3 separate regions of the Homo sapiens genome follow, and regions 2 and 3 are each linked to region 1. Evidence: chromatin contacts called from ENCODE Hi-C or POLR2A ChIA-PET data. All regions are on one chromosome and are shown on one strand. Each heading gives the region's core, a stretch centred on a gene start or an enhancer-like site at or near the end of the contact. The rest is flanking DNA. Distances are from core to core; before and after follow the strand shown.

What was found. Hi-C counts contacts between places; a loop is a spot of excess contacts on that map. ChIA-PET counts read pairs that join two places held with the same protein, here RNA polymerase II (POLR2A). Pooled maps may share reads with other maps.
Region 2: a map of naive thymus-derived CD4-positive, alpha-beta T cell shows a loop between it and region 1 (2.6-fold over the local background). The contact joins the promoter of LINC02639 here to the enhancer-like site in region 1. A Hi-C loop is called at or near these places in 1 of 168 maps with a recorded cell type or tissue (naive thymus-derived CD4-positive, alpha-beta T cell), 1 of 37 single-sample maps with no recorded cell type and 6 of 50 pooled maps.
Region 3: a map with no recorded cell type shows a loop between it and region 1 (4-fold over the local background). The contact joins two enhancer-like sites. A Hi-C loop is called at or near these places in 9 of 37 single-sample maps with no recorded cell type and 7 of 50 pooled maps. POLR2A ChIA-PET finds 5 or more read pairs at or near these places in 1 of 52 experiments (activated T-cell).

Annotation. Positions count from the first base shown.
Region 1 is chr10:4,032,879-4,037,123 of GRCh38, forward strand. All of the region lies in intron 2 of LOC107984195 (a long non-coding RNA gene), which reads left to right. Among named protein-coding and RNA genes, the nearest start is that of MIR6078, 44 kb to the left of the region's middle. Within about 2 kb of position 2,098, at least 12 of the 41 ENCODE cell types and tissues checked have a DNase peak (open chromatin) inside an H3K27ac peak, as active enhancers do.
Region 2 is chr10:3,831,415-3,835,659 of GRCh38, forward strand. It overlaps LINC02639 (long intergenic non-protein coding RNA 2639), which reads left to right and starts at 2,536. Exons shown (of 2, transcript NR_134490.1): 1 at 2,536-2,823; 2 at 3,067-3,314.
Region 3 is chr10:4,174,163-4,178,407 of GRCh38, forward strand. LOC105376368 (a long non-coding RNA gene) reads left to right here. Exons shown (of 4, transcript XR_930587.4): 4 at 1-295. Among named protein-coding and RNA genes, the nearest start is that of LINC00702, 68 kb to the right of the region's middle. Within about 2 kb of position 1,846, at least 2 of the 41 ENCODE cell types and tissues checked have a DNase peak (open chromatin) inside an H3K27ac peak, as active enhancers do.

The DNA of each region.
Region 1 (4,245 bases), core at 848-3,347:
TTTCCTCCAATTACTATAGCCAGACAGGGGGACAGCAGAGGGTGAGGTGGAGGGTTGACTAGTCCAGTCCGGGATACCAGGACACCCTTGTGAGAAGGGGAGCCACTCCCTCTATTTCTCTCTGCAGCATATCAGAATGTCACTCATCTCCCACCACGCTTACCCAGGATTCACCATGCTGCTTTCTTGCCTGGCCTTGCTTGAGCGCTCTCTGGCCTCAGTATGCTCAGTGCACAGCATTAACTCCCATCTTCCAAGTCTTGACCATGCAATCAGAAGAGACATGGAGAACCTACCATGAGCCAGACACTTTTTCTACCCGTTTCCGTGCAATACTTCATTTTGGTTTTACAACATTCCTTCTGGGTAGGATGCACAGTTTATTTACATTTTATAGATAAAATTATTGAGGTGTCAAAAGGCTGAGTGGTTTTCCCAAAGCTACAACCTTGTACATTTTGGAGACAGGCCTGAAACTGTTGGAGGGGTTCAGAGCCCACCTCCTTCTCTTCAGCATCACTATGCACCACGGCTGGGCCAGCCCTGGTCTTGAGTCTCGTAGAAGGTCTCTATTTGCATTAAATGTTAACAAGAAGCCGTCATAGAAGATCCTCCTTCTGTTGGTTTCTTTTCTGCTTGGACTCTGGCATAGTAAAAAAATTCACACACAACTCATTTTGAAAAACCAAATGAAACAAAACAAAGGTCCTCTTAGTCATAGCATCAAAACTGAAAGTTAGTGAAGGGCTTAGAAATTCACCCTGACTTTACACAGGAGGTAATAGCCACTGGGAATACCGAGTAACTCCCCTTCCACCCACACCAGATGGTTTCTGGTGGAGCCAGGACAGCGCTCCTGCCCCAGGACCTCAGGACGAGGACGAAGTCCTGGGCTCTGTTGGAACACAGCATAGGATAATTCTCACAGCTGGGTGGGCCTGGGAGGCAGGAGGCAGATGTGTGCTGAGGGCCACCTGCCAGATTTAGAGATGGAGCACGGATGGATTGAGAAGAGGTTCTGAGACAGAAGTATTGCTCTAAGGATCTGGCGTAGACAAATAGACCCTCCTTGGAAAGATGAGTGGCCCTGGGGTTGTCCCCAAATCTCTGGACCAGCCCAAGCCTATGACTCCCTGCACAAGGGCACCTGCTCTCACTGCGCAAGGATCTCTGGACTTTCTCCTCCAAAGACCTGCTCCTGGAACACAGAGCCCCTCTTCTCCTTCGTATTGGGACCCGCCTGGCCTCACACTAGGAATGTCCCCTGGACAGCAGTTTGAAGGCCCTATGCTCGCTCACTGCACTAAGGATTCTTGAGCGATGGGCGACTTGGTCGACACACAACCCGGGCCCACTGTGCGGAATTGCGTCGAATAAGCTTCTCCCTGGGGCAGAGTCCCTGCCTGTCCTTGCCGCCCCCGTCCTGTTCTCGTCCCTCTATCCTCCAACCCTCCCCAAGGCCCTTTCTCCCCCTACTTCAAGGATGGGGCCCTTTTCCGAGCACTTTGCTCATTGCAAAACATAACCAAATTAAACAAAACAAAGCCCATTTTGGTTTGGGCCTCTAATGTTCTCCTAAATGCTCTCTGATTTTCCATTTGAACCCTAATTTTTCTCAGCCTATTTCTGCAATAAATTATCACTGTGTTTTGAGAAAGTGATAGATTTTGAACCCTTTGGCCCATATTCTTTAATGAATCCTCTTTTAGATTGTAGAGTTTCATCTGAGCTTCCCAATCTTAACTCCTCACTCCCCGCCTCACCCCATAGGGAAGTTAGAAGGATCCGAAGAAGTGGGTTCCTATCAGAGTCTGGCGTCTCCACTGTGGACATGCCACTTAACATCACCTGACCTCTGGATGAATCAAGTCAGTCAGCTTAGCAGGCTCTAAAGCCCCTTTAATTCAAAAACTTGGAGCCTGTATTTTCTTTTCCTTAGATGCCCATGATTTTTTTTAAAAATAGGGATTCTAGTTTTCCATCCAAGACCCTTGCACACTTCAGTACACTTAGTGTGGGGTTCACTTTCCAGACCCGGTCTCCAGGTGCTGTCTGCTTCTCCAGTCATGTTAGCCTGAAACGGCGACTGATTCATGTGCACACTTCGGCTCCCCAGGCCAGAATGCTGTCACTCTGGGGAGGAATTATGGTTTCACTTTTTGCTTCATTCCTGCTGTAGAGAACAGGCACCCATCAAAGTCCAGAGTAAACAGACACTGTTTCACGTGCAGCAGATGGAAGTCTTTATCCATGATTACTTTTGTCCTATGTCTTTCATGTCCCCCTGTTTTTTTGACGCCTCCCACTTTTCCCTTTTAAATACTCTGGGTGATGGTTAAAAGCAAGATGACTGCTGGTTTATTCGTCACACCGGAAGCAAGAAAAAGTTACATGCAGGCAAAGGAGCTGGATGCAGGATCTCATCTGAAGGACAAGATCACTTAGCCATGCACGGGCAAGAAAGAACTGAATGTTTCTGAATAGAGGAAACGTTAGTCCCGGATTTCAACCGAGAGAAGGAATGCTGAGAGTTCTTGACAGCGAGGGCTTCGGCAGGGGTGACACGCCTTTGATTTAGAATGGTTAGCACATACCCACATGCACACATGACCTGCCTTAGTTTCAGGATATGGAAACTTCTGAACAGAATTGTGGGTACAGCTGCATTTACACATATTTACTGGGCACTTATCACATATAGCAAAATATCCTGAAGAGTAAATTACAATCCTCTCCCATCTTGAAGGCACTTATGAAATTCTGTCTGTATTTACTCTTTCTTTAGGGTTAGTGAGCAGCAATGTGTTGCTGATAATTCTAATGTTGCTCCTGGAAATGTGTTATTTTAAGAGATTCACATCCTCCATGTGGGGTTGGAAACATCTGTTCAGAACAGAACGTATCAGTTAAGATTATATTTTGCTCCTCCCAGTTTGAGTCCAGATGGTTACATCTACGCGCTATGTACTACAAGTTTCAATTATCTACTGTAATTTTATTTCTTTTATTTTGTATGTCTAATGAAGCTAATATTTAAAATAACTCCTAATATATTTCTAATGTGCTAAAAGCTAAAGGTCCTTAAGTGTGTGTGTATGTGTGTGTGTGTCTGTTAAAATGTTGTAAGATTACTAGATGCTAAGAATGCCATTTTTAGGCCAGGCGCGGTGGCTCACTCCTATAATCCCAGCACTTTGGGAGGCCTAGGCAAGCGGATCACTTGAGATCAGGAGTTCAAGACTAGTCCGGCCAACATGGTGACACCTGATCTCTACTAAAAATACAAAAATTAGTGGGGTGTGGTGGTGCACGCCTGTGATCCCAGCTACTCTGGAGGCTGAGGTAGGAGAATCGCTTGAACCTGGGAGGAGGAAGTTGCAGTGAGTTGAGATTTTGCCACTGCACTCCAGCCTGGATGATAGAGACACTGTCTCTAAAATAATTAAATAAATGAATGAATGAATAAATAAATACATATTTGTAAAATGCTGTAAGATTACTGTTAAAACGTGTATAAAGCATATTATTAAAGGAAAGGTAAACATTCCCTCCGAGTGGATTTTCTAAATCCAAACAAAGTGAACTTCATCAGAAATAATAGCTTCAAGAAAGAAAATCATTTAAAATGGTGATGAATTGTTATTTAATTCAACAAAATAATACATAGTCCATCATAGAAACATATAATAAAGCGAATTTCTCATTGATCACTATTTTGAGAAAAGTGACAAAGCTATTCAAATGAATAAAAAGTATGTGAATTTTCAGGTAATTTTGTGGGAGAAAGGATGTTTCAGGATGCTTTAGAACATTGATCTCCAAATGTTTGTCACTGTTGTATCCTGTTGTTTTGCAAAATGCAAACTCTCAGTCATTTTTAACGGACATACAAAATTTTTCTTCATATGCTGAAATAGTTGCAAATGATGCAAATTTCAGGATACTATGGACAGATAAAAATGAAACTATGAACTTGTTCTACGAAATGTAGTCAGTGAAATGTCAATAACGAAGTGATTTGATACTGACCACCACCTATTAAAAGAAAAACACAAACAAGCTCTTCAATTACAGGAAATTGGACATTGTTCCTTTTTCTCTTTGAACTTGTATTCCAATTTTATTTCTCCATAGGTTTTATCTTAATGTAATCTTTACTCAAAACATTCTTATTGATTGTTTCGTAATTCCTTCTGTGAAGGAAATACATAAATTGAAAGCAAAATATTTTAATTTTGCCCATGC
Region 2 (4,245 bases), core at 1,286-3,785, 200 kb before region 1:
AAATAGTATCTGTAGAGATTTGATTTGCATCCTAAATAGGGATTTGCAGATTAGCTATTTATAGCATTCCATACACAGAATGCCAACTGATTTTAATACCACTCCTGGGCTTTTGTAATAGGAGATGAAAGGGGAAAAAACAACTTTCCGAAACGTACAGCTTTATTTTTTCCCATTTATTTAATATTTGGAAAGATCAGCTGTATATTGCAAAAGTGGTTATTTTGTTTGAGATTAGCTTTCTTTCAGAAGTTAAATCAATTTTACTTCTGTTGTATTCAACTGCCGTGATTTAGCTGGAACATGGAAACACAGAAAATGAAGGCGGGGAACATGCCTTCATTTGGCATCAGGCTTGGACAGAAGAGAGAGAATTTCCCATTTCCTATTGAAAGAACATCTGCATCAACATTTTCTAAACAACACTGAGCATTACATTAAAATGATATCTTCGATGTATTGTTTCTACTTGGAGAAATTACACAGGCTACAAAAGAGTCACTTCTCCGGATGAATGACATAATAGGGACACAGGCAATCATATCATTGTGATGACTTTTAGAATCTGTAATTTGCACCCCTCTTGTTGGTGCCCTAATGATACTGCCATGAACTTATGTAACAGCATGAAGAATTCTGGATGTTAAAAATTAAGTCTCATATTTGTTCTTATATCCAATTTAACCTGAATTAAATGTATGCTTTGGGAGAAATTGTAGTTGGAGCAGTTTTAGGTTGCTTGGGTGCATCTGAAAAGTCACGACATACCATAGAAATAAAACAGCTTCATTTTGTTTAGTAAGCACTTACTAAATGTCTGCTCAGCAAAGGTATAAGGCAATGGAAGTATGAGAATGAATTTGTAATTACAGTAAAATGACCAGACAGCCAATTTCCTCAAAAATTAAGGAACGGCCGGGGGTGGTGGCTCATGCCTCTAATCCTAACACTTAAGAGGCTGAGGCAGGCAGATCGCTTGAGTCCAGGAGTTCAAGACCAGCCCTAGCAATATGTGAATCCCTGTCTCTACAAAAAATTAGCTGGACAAGATGGTGTATTCCTGCAGTCTCAGCTACTCAGGAGGCTGAGGTAGGAGGGTTTGAGCCCAGGAGACAGAGTTTGCAGTGAGCTGAGATCACACCACTGCACTCCAGCCTGGGCAACAGAGTGAAACCCTATCTCAAAAACAGCAAAAATAAAACAGAAACAGAAAAGAGAAAGAAAGGAGTTTCATATATAACAGTTTGGTGATAGTGTCTCCATTTTCATAACTTTTATGTGAACTAATCGTTTTCCCTACAATTACTCTGTGAAGAAGTTCATGTACTATAACTCCCATTTTATGAGTGAAGAGACAGAGATTTAAATTTCAAGGTGTCCTATGGTTAATCACTTTCTTCAGGATGAAGACCACAGCCACGTATCCTGTCTTTTTGTTCAGTGCTTTAACTTTATTCAACGGTAATAGCTTATGAAATGAAAGAGATGAAAATATCTTACCATTCATCAAGTGGACGAGGATGATGTTTAAGGAAATGTAATAGACCATCACTGAAATACAAAACTCTTTCTGTCAGTATCTTTATTCTCTAAACACTGGCTAATATTGCAGAGCCTGGAGGCAAGTTTATGTCTTTCTTTTAAAGATGCTTATCAAAGTATAAAGCATTATTTGAAATCAATTGAAAGGAGATTTTTTTCTGAAGGCAGTGTCTGGCTAGTCTTGAAAAAGAGAAGACATTTTCTGAGAATCCCACTGGGAAAGACAGAATCTTTATAGAGGCAGAAAAATAAAGGTCTGTAGACAACCAGAGCTGACATGAATGGAACAGTTTAGAAAAGACACACAACATCCCGACGGGAGGCCGCGTTCCTGGAAAGCTAGACTATCACACAGCTGGCAGGTGGAAAATAAACCCTTAGACATCTCATGCCTGTATCAGGGAGTCTGTCAGGGGGGTGGTGCCCTAAGATGTCGTGGGCACAGGTGCTGTCAAATATTTTGAAGTAACCGGGTGTGGTGGCTCACACCTGTAATCCCAGCACTTTGGGAGGCTGAGGTGGAAGGATCACTTGAGCCTAGGAGTTTGAGACCAGCCTGGGCAACATAGTGTGACCTTGTCTCTACAAAAAAATTTAAAATTTAGCCAGGCATCGTGGCATCCACCCCTAGTCCCAGCCACTTGGGAGGCTGAGGCTGGAGGATCACTTGAGCCCTGGAGGTTGAGGTTGCAGTGAGCTGTGATTGCACCACTGAACTCCAGCCATGGCAACATAGCAAGACCATGTCTCAGAAAAACAAAAAAAAAAGAAAAAAAATAAAAACCAAACAAACAAAAAAGTGATATTCCAGGGTTTTCCTAAAGTGCTCCCAAGGTTCCCTGGCTCAGACCAACACCTGTTCAGAAGTCCTCCTGCCCGTCCTGAACTGCTCCAGTAATCCCTCATTCAGAGGACGGGATTACAAGGATTCTTCTGAGCAGCTGCTGTGCCCCAAGGATGCTCCCAGGGCTTGTCCTGTACCCTCTGAATGGCAGTAACAGTGACACTCCAAGACCAAGAGAGAGGCCGCCCTGGTGGGGTTCCGCTTGCTCACTCGCGCGTGGTGCAGTCTGGGGCACATTATTTATTTAAGCCATGTGAACTCCAGCTGCCAACCTAAAATGAGGATGATGCTACTATCTACTTCATGGATTATTCTGAGGACAAAAGGAGCTAACCCACGTACAATGCACGGCTCTCCACCCAGGACTAAGAAAGGTTCACTGCAGTGGCTTCTGTTTTTGATGCTGTATCAGTAAGTCATCAGTTTAATGAAATGAGGTAAGTACTACATCACCCTCAGTCCAGGGAAAACTAAGTGTCTTATCCAAGGATGTACGTCTGCAGGAGGGTAGCAGGGGAGAATGGGGCCGGCTGGATCCCTAGTAGTTTCTGAGATCCAAAGACGGTTTCTAGAGTAGCTCTTGAGGACAACCAGCTGTCATACAATACGTACTCATAGGAAAGGCTTTGAGAAGGATTAAATGCATCTGTGTTTGAATTTTGTGTATCCCTCCTCCTCAGCAACACCTGATCCCTCTGTCTGAGACACATGGATGAGATTCCTGAGAAGGAAGCTGGGCGGTTGTTTCTTGGTTTGGAGCAGAGGAGGAAGTGTTACATATGGTGTTGAGATGCTGGCACTGGATCTCACCCTTCCTCTGTATGACTGTCCTTCATGTGATAGGACCACACTTGTCACCGTCCTACCTACATCCCAGCGCCAGTCTCCACCTCATCCAGAGGCGGTTAATAAATGCTCCCTCAATGGATGTCAAACAAGTTTTCATTATGTGTAAGAACGATTTCTAAAACCAGGTCTTATTGTCCCCTTGACTGTGGTCAAAAAATGTTTAGAATTATAGATAGATAGTCACAAAACATTGAAATCCCTATGGTGAAATTATCATCAGCTCTATTTTATATTAGGTTGCCAATTTCTGCAGACTAGATTATTATCTTGTGTAGGGAAGCCACTGGGTTTATTCATCTTTGTTTCAGTAAATGTGCATATCACCCAGTTCTTTTTCATTTGCCGCCTCAGAAAACATTCTTGCTATTGGATTAAATTTAAAAAGATTAAGTAATAATTTAAAGATTACTAAAAAATATCATGATTTATAGTCTTTGAAGAAAATGAAGAAGGTCAAAAGTTTAAGAGACCTCAGTGAAGTTGTACAGAATTGCAAAACAATTAGTATATTTACTCAACAGTTTTCAGCAATATGTACTAAATTGGTTGAATTAATGATGGCATTTAATATTAAACACATTTTAACTTTTTTATTCTAATTAATAAAACTTTGAGCTAAAGGTATCTTAAATATCTGTTATATTGAACTGAAAATTGCCCATGATATGGGCATAAAATGTCTTACATATATTCCTCTTATAAATGTTTTATATACTTAAGAAAATTGTATTCTATACACATATAATTGAATCTTTGTTAGTTATTCTAACATCAGTTATACATCTGTAAAACTGATTTTTAAACTTGTTCAAATTAATAATTTCCAACTGTTTGTTAAATCTCTTAAAATTGTATTAAGTCTGCTGATAACTGTTAATAGCAATGTAAATAGACTGACCTATTGAGTAATATTAAACCATTTGTTTAAATTTTTCCTCTATGAGGGATTTGAAAACTACACCAACTTTACTGTTACTTCCTTCTGAGAAAAACAAAATTTAAATAAACAA
Region 3 (4,245 bases), core at 596-3,095, 140 kb after region 1:
ATGCTATCTCCTTCCTGAGACACTTTCCTCTGGAGATTGCCCTGCTGTGATAGCCTAGTCATTGCCATCCCGGACACTCATGGTACCCTGTACCCGAACCAAATCAGAGCACTTTGACACAAGGCAGCCTCCAGGCAGGGGTCACCCTGGGATTGTAAGATCCATGTCACTCCAACAGAGCCTCTTCCTTCCCTCTCACTGGTTTCTGCCAACAGAGGGCGGCCAGGCACCACGCCCATATGCCTTGAATCTGAGCTAACCACCATGTAGGATCTAAGAAAAATATGCTTACCAGATGATGTTGGCCAGGCGCAGTGGCTCACGCCTGTAGTCCCAGCATTTTGGGAGGCCAAAGCCGGCGATCACTTGAGGTCAGGAGTTGGAGACCAGCCTGGCCAACATGGTGAAACCCTCCGTCTACTAAAAAAAAAAAGTGCCGCTTCAAAAAAAAAAAAAAAAAGCCAGGCATAGTGGCATGCTCCTGTAATCCCAGTTGCTGGGGAGGCTGAGGTGGGAGAGTGGCTGGAACCTCGGAGGCGGAGGTTGCGGTGAGCTGAGATCGCACCAGTGCACTCCAGTCTGGGTGACAGAGCGAGACCATCTCAAAACAAAACAAAAAAAAAAAAAAAAGAAGGAGAGATGATGCTGCATGCCTGGTATTGCGATCTCAAAAGAGTGATCATTCTACATACATTCTTAGCAAAACCTTCTGTTTTTTGCAAACCTCAATAAATTATTGTATGTGCGTCATAAACTGCTGTAGAATTTTGTCCAGGCTCAACACCAGAATTTCTCCGTGAAAATCAGGAAAACAGCCAGTCTGTGGCACTTCTTCCTTTCCCAAAGAATCGTCAGTTTCCTGCACACGTGGAGGTTCCCGAGGCAGCACAGGGCCTTGTGTTTCTGGAAACATTGACGTGCAAGCCCTGATCCAGCCCATGTGAACAGGTTAACCTCACCTCTCCCAATTGGGGAGGTTATTCTCTCTGGTGAAGAAGATTTAAAAACCGTGGAACAGAGCAATTTTGTTTTCTGTCTGCCCCATGTCACCTTCACGCCTTGCCCAAAATGATTTTGTCAAAAACCCAGTGAAAACAACAAGTATGTTTTGTTGTGTTTGTGTGTGTGCTGTTAAACTTTCTGACAGGCTTCACGTATTCTGCACTTAAACTTTCTAGAAAATGTTCCTACAAGTCCATGTGCCTTTGAATATGTCCATGGTTAGATTGAATTTATGGAAACCCCGCTTACATACACTGGTATTTTAAAATATATCTCCCCATCCATTCTCTCTCATTTTCGGTTTTTTATATTTTGGATTGTTTTAAGCCTTGTTATTTATAAACTCGTGAGTTAATCTTTCCATTTTTAAGGTGGTAGAACCACTTTCATAGAGAATAATTGCATCATGACAGAAGTTGCTGCTTGCTCAGAAGTGACAGAGCATGAATTTAAAGTTAGGCCTGTCTGACTCCAGAGCTGGCATGTGTAGACGCTGACAACAAAGTGCAGACACATGTGTCCTGTCCCTGTCTTGGTGTGGCTTGGACATTGGGATTATAGCGGGCTGTCAAGGTTGAGAACCACTGGCCTGGAGCAGCTCAGGCCACCTGACAGCTGAGGGTTGGAGGAGGACATCCAAGATTATTCCACAGACCTCCATGTGGGCCTGAGTTGCAACCTTACACCCATAGAAGGTAGGACAGGGAGATGAGGGACCCCAGCCTTGAGAGGAATGAGTGACAACAGCTTCAGCTGGCCCCTGCTCAGCTTCTTCTGTTACCATAGACATGACTTGGGTTTAGAAATAAGTGTCCCCTCAGACTCGAGTTCAGCAGATGGTGTGAGGGAGACAGAGAAATGTGGAATAAGAAGGGGAACAGACAGTGGCCAGGGCTTCAGGCTGCTGCTGGGCCCTAGAACACCAAGTTCGGGTTGTTATTTTGGTGATTCAGAAGCAGAAGTTTCAAAGAGGGAAAGTTAAACCAGTGTGCAGCCAATCAGGATGCTATTCAAAGAACACTTGGTAAACAGCAGTGTCTAGGTTTTCATTGTTCTTCCTCCCACTTGTTTTTAGAAGCTGCAAGACCACACAAATTCTGGGTGGACCAAAGAATTCTTATCCTCAAAGGGAGAGAGAACATTATTGGCTTTGCCAGTTCTTTAGTGCACAGATCAAAGACTCCAAGGACTGCTGGGCGCGGTGGCTCACGCCTGTAATCCCAGCACTTTGGGAGGTCCAGGCGGGCAGATCACTTGAGGTCAGGGATTCGAGACCAGCCTGGCCAACATGGTGAAACCTCATCTCTACTAAAAATACAAGAATTAGTCAGGCATCACTGCATGTGCCTGTAATCGCAGCTACTCGGGAGGTTGAGGCAGGAGAATCACTTGAACCCAGGAGGCGGAGGTTGCAGTGAGCCGAGATTGTGCCATTGTACTCCAGCCTGGGAGACAAAGTGAGACTCCTTCTCTAAAAAAAAAAAAAGACTCCAAGGACAATTGGCATGAGAGGAGATGCAGTGTGGCTAGTTCATTCGTTTCTGAAAAATCACCAGATTAAAGTGAATGGGGAACTGAAATTTTTTTAAAAAAAGAAACTTAAAAAAGATGAATCATGAATTTTTTGTTAAAAATATTTTGATGAAGAAGCCAAACTGGATGAAAAAAAAATAACTGTGTCCTTGACAGTCTAGAAGAAGGTGGCATGAAATGGCCTGCCTGTCTTTGTGTGCATGTGGCTAAGTGCAATACTTGTGTGTACATGTGTGCATTAGTGTGTGCATGTGGCTATGTGCAATACTTGTGTGTACATGTGTGCATGAGTGTGTGCATGTGGCTATGTGCAATACTTGTGTGTACATGTGTGCATGAGTGTGTGCATGTGGCTATGTGCAATTCTTGTGTGTACATGTGTGCATGAGTGTGTGCAAGTGCATATGTGCACATACTTGTGAGTATATGTGTGTACATGTGTAAGTGCACATATTTGTGAGTATATGTGTGGATGTGTGTGTATGTGCATATGTGTATGTGCATATATTTGTGTATATATGTGGATGTGTGAGCATGTGCATATGTGCACATACTTGTGTGTATATGTGTGTACACAAGTGTATGTGCACATATTTGTGTGTATAGGTGCACATGTGCGTGTACATGTGTATGTACACGCACATGTGTGTATATACCTGGAACCAACTGAGCCTGCTGTGACATGTCATCTCTCCAAGAACCACATGCCCAGTGTCCAAAGTCACCCCCACTTAGTCTGGGACAGGGCGGTGCAGACCTACTGTGCTCCTCTAAGATGAAGCGTTCACCAGGTTGGAGAGAAAGCAAGCCAGAGTCAAGATGTTGGGGTCACCTTTCATCATTGTTGGCTAAATACAATTAATCCCCTTTTTAAACCTTCATAATGATTACATATTAATTGTATGGTCATGCTTGTCCCTGTATAAGTATGTTGTTTTCTTTTGGGGGAGAATTCGACCTGAATCTATGGATCTGTGGCCATATTATTTGACATTTTGTCATTTAACACTAAATGTCTCCAGGTTTACTGTAAAAACACTGTCCTGAGAGGTGAGACAGAGCTGCCTTCCAATAAGATCCCTTTTTAAAGCATCACCAGGAACCCTGCATTTTCCTTGGAAGACTCCATCCTGGAAGCCACTCTCTTTAAATACTGTCTAATCTTACTCCTCCCTTTCATGTGATAGAATGGATACAATATTTTATCCATGACAAGCCCAGAAGAGAAATTCCATTATCATTCTCTCCAGTAACACAGTATAACAGAAACTAATCTCAGTGGAGAAATATTCCTCCATTTCATGTGGACGGCTGAAACATTTGCTGCCAAAATTCCATGACAGCCATTTGTTACTGACATGGAGAACATTTTCTTACAACAATCATAAAAGCGCTTTCCAAAAAACCCATAGGGCTTACGAATTGCTTTCAAATATGCAACTGATTTTTATAAAAATGAAAGAAAAATTAAAAATCTCTATGCATTGCTGATTTTGAAGTAAAGCATGCTTTTTCTTACGTTTTAAAAACATTAAAATAATATGTATTTGATGATTATAATTAAAGTTGGATTTCACAGAAGATGAGTCCTATTTCACTAATGGAAATATGTGTAGATAGTTTGTTTTGAAAACAGGATTATCTGTTAAAGTTTAGAAAGAAGAAAATGAAATGTGGTATTCAGCAATATCTTACACAAATATAATATAA